Linked DNA regions of Homo sapiens: region 1 is linked to region 2. Evidence: read pairs that join two places in POLR2A ChIA-PET (ENCODE). Cell type or tissue: OCI-LY7. All regions are shown on one strand. Region 1 overlaps DARS1 (aspartyl-tRNA synthetase 1). Region 2 overlaps MCM6 (minichromosome maintenance complex component 6).

Evidence for each region. ChIA-PET counts read pairs that join two places held together with the same protein. Peaks named below come from ENCODE experiments on the same cell type or tissue, not always from the same donor. Only the 100,000 strongest peaks of a DNase experiment are listed, where the experiment ranks them.
Region 1: POLR2A ChIA-PET joins it to region 2 with 5 read pairs; 5 of 35 experiments call an interaction of 5 or more read pairs at or near these places.

Annotation. Positions count from the first base shown.
Region 1 is chr2:135,979,371-135,981,870 of GRCh38, reverse strand. The region is part of intron 2 of DARS1 (aspartyl-tRNA synthetase 1); the gene reads left to right. Among named protein-coding and RNA genes, the nearest start is that of DARS1-AS1, 4.6 kb to the left of the region's middle. In OCI-LY7, no CTCF peak of the experiment used is centred here; DNase peaks (open chromatin) are centred at 1,097 and 2,114; H3K4me3 peaks cover 1,832 bases; H3K27ac peaks cover 2,179 bases.
Region 2 is chr2:135,867,515-135,870,014 of GRCh38, reverse strand. It overlaps MCM6 (minichromosome maintenance complex component 6), which reads left to right. Exons shown (of 17, transcript NM_005915.6): 4 at 1,155-1,404. Among named protein-coding and RNA genes, the nearest start is that of MCM6, 7.7 kb to the left of the region's middle. In OCI-LY7, no CTCF peak of the experiment used is centred here; no DNase peak of the experiment used is centred here.

The sequences.
Region 1 (2,500 bases), 110 kb before region 2:
ACATAGTGAGACCCCATCTCTACAGAAAGTAAAAAAATTAGCTAGGCGTGGTGGCATACACCTTTTATCCCAGCTACTCAGGAGGCTGATGGGAGGATCACTTGAGCCTGTGAGGTCAAGGCTGCGGTGAGCCACGATCACACCACTGGACTTCAGCCTGGGCAACAGAGTGAGACCCTGTCAAAAAAAAAAAAAAGCCAAAATTTCTGAAAATCATTTCCAAAACATAAAGATGAAATAAAGTAATTGAGTACAGGTTGAGTATCCCTTAGCCAAAATGCTTGAGACCACAAAAGTGTTTTGGACTTTATTTTTTTGGACTTTGGAATATTTGCATTATATTTACCACTTGAGCATCCCTAATCTGAAAATCCAAAATCCTCCGATGAGCATCTCCTTTGACCATCATGTCAGCACTCAAAAAGTTTTGGATTTGGGAGCATTCCGGGTTTTCGGGTTAGGAATGCTCAACCTATGTAAAATAGACTATGAGCAATAGAGTATAGGGGATGATATTCCTCTGCCAGGGCAAGCAGGAGGAGACACTTGAGACTTTGTTTTCAGGTTAGGTGTCTTTCTCAACTGTACTTCCTTGAGCTGTAACACAAAGAAGCTCACTGGAGTTTAGGTCTTTAACATAGGCCCAAAGCAGCCATTAACATAATTGCTGTTGTTCTTTTGCTGGCAAATCCACAGACAGTTGCGTTCTTCCACTTAGAGAGAAAGATAACCTATGTATGTAAAATTCGGCCTTTGGTTTTACCTCTGCAAAAATGCCAATTCTTTGCTCAAGGTGGTTTCCTTTCTCATCTGCTTCCATTTCTCTGCATTAATCACTCTGATGCCCATGACTCTTAAAAGTGCAGTTTTCAAACTGAAATCCTACTACCTTGGTTGTTACTGGTTAGCCAGTCATAGTGATGTGAGTATGGCATGGGCTTCGGGTATGTTCGGGTGTATTAAAGGTTGAGAACCCCTATGCTAGTTAATTGCCATGCCACAAGAAAGAAGAGCCATTACCCTTTTTCTTCTCCAAAGTGCTAGTAAAATTATCCTAATTATCGCATATCTCTTAGACTTCTGCTTTTCTGTTTTGTGTGGTTTTGAGTTGTGATTGCTTGGTTAGCCATTGCTTTTTCAGTCTTGGCATTTTCAAATCTGCCTTTTAAAATCTTCTGCTGATGTGTCTGTCTTTTCTCTTTCACGCTTTCTTTTGCCTGAGTTTACACAGCAGACTTGGAAGTTGGCTTAACTCATAAAGTCTGTTGGCAGTGTTTTGCAGAAATCCTCTTGTGATGCCAGTGGCTTTAAAATTCCTCTTTCATTCTCTTTGCTTTTGGCTATGAGAACCGTGTTATTTATTCTCCTGTAAATCAGATTCTCTCTGCAGCTGCATCTTTTCTTCAATAGGCAAATTATAAATACATTTAGAAAAATTCGGTAAGACATACAGTATTTATAATTTGACTTTATGTCTCAAAAGGTATTCTCGATATTGTAATGTCATGTCTATTGCTATGTTTAATTTAACTAATACTTAAATGTTTTTCTCTAATCAAATGATTGCATTTAGAAGAGTAGCAAAAATGATTGTTGAATGTTGCGTTGTATACACATCTTTACATAACAGTTGTTTTGTAGCTGTTTTCCTGTTTAGGAACTCTAGATGAATGTAGTATTTTGTTTAGTATTAGGAGCATAATAGTTGGGGCTCACTTACAGCCAAAAGGCTCGATAGGGAAATGTATGAGATGACATCAAGCATGATTGGATCTTGGGGCTCAGGAAGCATCTACAGGCCTTTCTCTCTCCAGCTTTTGGCTCTGTTTCCTTTAGGATATTGGCCTCCTTCTCGAATCCTGCAAACATAGCAGGAAAGGTGAAAGCTGCAGCCCTGGGCCTGCACCATGTCAGCGCAGCAATCCCAGGAAAGAGAGCTTCATTCCCAGCATCTGTATATTTAGTCCCAGAGAAAGACTTGCATTAGCTCAGTTAGAGTCACTGCATCCTGGGGAATAGGATACTGCGACTGTTCAGACTTGGTAGAGACTAGCTGACTTAGGTACTGTGGCAGGCAGGCAAAAGTTCCATGTCCTAGGCAGGATAGGCTGTGTTTGGCCTTACAAGTCATTGAAGTGTTCAGATTTGCATTTTGAAACTGTCTGACTTCAAAGGAGACTGAATTAGAAGGGGACACAGGGATTGCAGTTAGGAAGCTATTGCTGTAGTTCAGGTGGGAGACAATAGCTTGGTTTAGTATGGCGGCAGTGAAGATGGTAGAGAAATAGACGGATTTTAAAAATATGTTTAGAAAGCACAGTTCACAAAACTTGAGGCAAATTGCACATGGAACATGATAGAGAAGACAGTGTTGTCAAAGATTGAGAATTATTCAGGATGGTTCCAAGTACTTATGCTAGCTGTCAAAAATAATTATGATCTCTTTGTAAATTCTGAATTTAAAAATTATTTTACTATATAAAAATCGTTTACTGTTATT
Region 2 (2,500 bases):
TAATTGATAATCACAATAATTATAAAACAAGTACTTATAAAATTGATGCTGTAAAATACCAGGAGGAAAAAATAGTGGTTTGCATTCAGATTTTGTAGAAGGTTGACTTTTGTAGGAGTTATACCCACTTATCCAGAAAGTTTAGTGTTGGAGAAATGTATTTTCCTATGGAGATGGGATTAGATGTAAAGGGAGTGAAGCAAATTTTTAGGATTATCACATTTTAGGGCGCCTTTTAGGGAAATTTGGGAGAAAATTGATCAAGGGAGAAAATATGAAATTCTAGAAATTCCTGAATCTCTGGAAATTTTTGTTGGTTTAAATGCATAATTTTCAAACACCCCTTTGGCAGTTATTTTAAGAATAAATTTACTGGATAAAATTGAAGTGATATTTTGAAAAGTTAAACTACTGAAATTATAAAATTACCAAATTACTTCACATAAAATGGGTTTGTAAAGGAAGTGTTTCTGAACTTTGAGTACAAAATTTTTTCTCATGATAGGATTATTATGTAACACATGCTTTTTTTTTTAGAAATTGCGGGTAAGCAAAAAAGTATTTGCATATAAAACAAAAACAGGATCATTCTGTTTTTGTTTTTTTTTTTTTCTGAGACAGAGTCTTGCTCTGTCACCCAGGCCAGAGTGCAGTGGCACGATCTTGGCTCACTGCACCCTCCACCTCCCGGGTTCAAACAATTCTCCTGCCTCGGCTCCCCGAGTAGCTGGGATTACAGGCGCCCGCCACCACGACTGGCTAGTTTTTGTATTTTTAGTAGAGGTGGGGTTTCGCCATGTTGGCCAGGATGGTCTTGATCTCTTGACCTCATGATCCGCCCACCTTGGTCTCCCAAAGTGCTGGGATTACAGGTGTGAGTCACTGCGCCCAGCCCGTTCTGTTTTATAATTTTAATTTTCATTTTTTTGGCATCCTTTAGTTCATTTATATATTTTGTTCTGGATACATATACGTCATATAATTTAGGATTGGGCACGTTGACTAAATTATTCTTATAGGAGAGTCCAAAGAATACCTTGTCTCTTGAATTTTTTTTTTAAACATAAATTATCTTTGAATACCCTCTCACTAAAATGGAAAGATTCTTAGTTAAGAGATGAATGTTTACTAATGGGACATTTGTCTTTAAACAGGATTCGAGAGCTCACCTCATCCAGAATTGGTTTGCTCACTCGCATCAGTGGGCAGGTGGTGCGGACTCACCCAGTTCACCCAGAGCTTGTGAGCGGAACTTTTCTGTGCTTGGACTGTCAGACAGTGATCAGGGATGTAGAACAGCAGTTCAAATACACACAGCCAAACATCTGCCGAAATCCAGTTTGTGCCAACAGGAGGAGATTCTTACTGGATACAAATAAATCAAGATTTGTTGATTTTCAAAAGGTATTTATTTAACATCTGTTTAGATCAGAGTCCATCTATGATAATAATTCACTTCTAGGCCCTTGCAATAGCTTATTTAGATAATGTTCAACTCAATTTTTATGTAAGTTAAGCATCATCAAAATGACTACAAAGTTAAGCCCAAAACTGTTCATGTAAATTATAATTGTTAGTATATACATTTGTTTTAACTTTCAGTAACTTGGAAGTTCCTTAAGACTGACAAGATGTATTTGTCAAAGAATAAATGGTAACTAGGTGGTGGTGGTTGTCATTATGAACTGGAGTTAAGAAAACTTAAAGAAATAGCAACTTGTTAGTGTAAGATTTCCATTTGCTGCATAGAAAGGAAAGCATGAATAGGACAGGCTAGCTTGGAAGCAATGAGGATTATCATGATTGAAGTAAAGGAGCCAAATTGGAGATCATCTGAGAGATGATTTGATGTGAGACCTGGAGGTACTTGGATCCCTAAATCTTAGGCTGAGGAGTTTGAGCCTATCTTAATAAGCAGTGGGAATATAGTGGGAAGGTAGTTTGTGTGTGTGGGTGTGTGTTTGTTTTGTTTTGTTTTTTGTTTTTTTTTGAGACAGTCTCTCTCTGTCACCCAGGCTGGAGTGCAGTGGCGCGATCTCGGCTCACTGCAAGCTCCGCCTCCTGGGTTCACGCCATTCTCCTGCCTCAGCCTCCCGAGTAGCTGGGACTACAGGTGCCCACCACCACACCCGGCTAATTTTTTGTATTTTTAGTAGAGACAGGGTTTCATCGTGTTAAACCAGGATGGTCTCGATCTCCTGACTTCGTGATCCGCCTGCCTCTGCCTCCCAAAGTGCTGGGATACAGGCGTGAGCCACTGCACCCAGCCTGTGTGTTTTTTTTTAAAAGCAAACTGAATAAGTCCGTGATGGGTTTAACAGAGGGTAATAGGCAATTTCAGTTACCTGGGCAAGAGGTGATGGATGGCAGTAGTAAGAATGAAGGGGACCCTCAGATTTCAGCAGGACTTAATTTTATGGGACATACAAAATGGAAAGAAAAGCTGAAGCAGCTCAAGTATGGAATAATTATTATCAGATGAATTTAATATTATTTATAT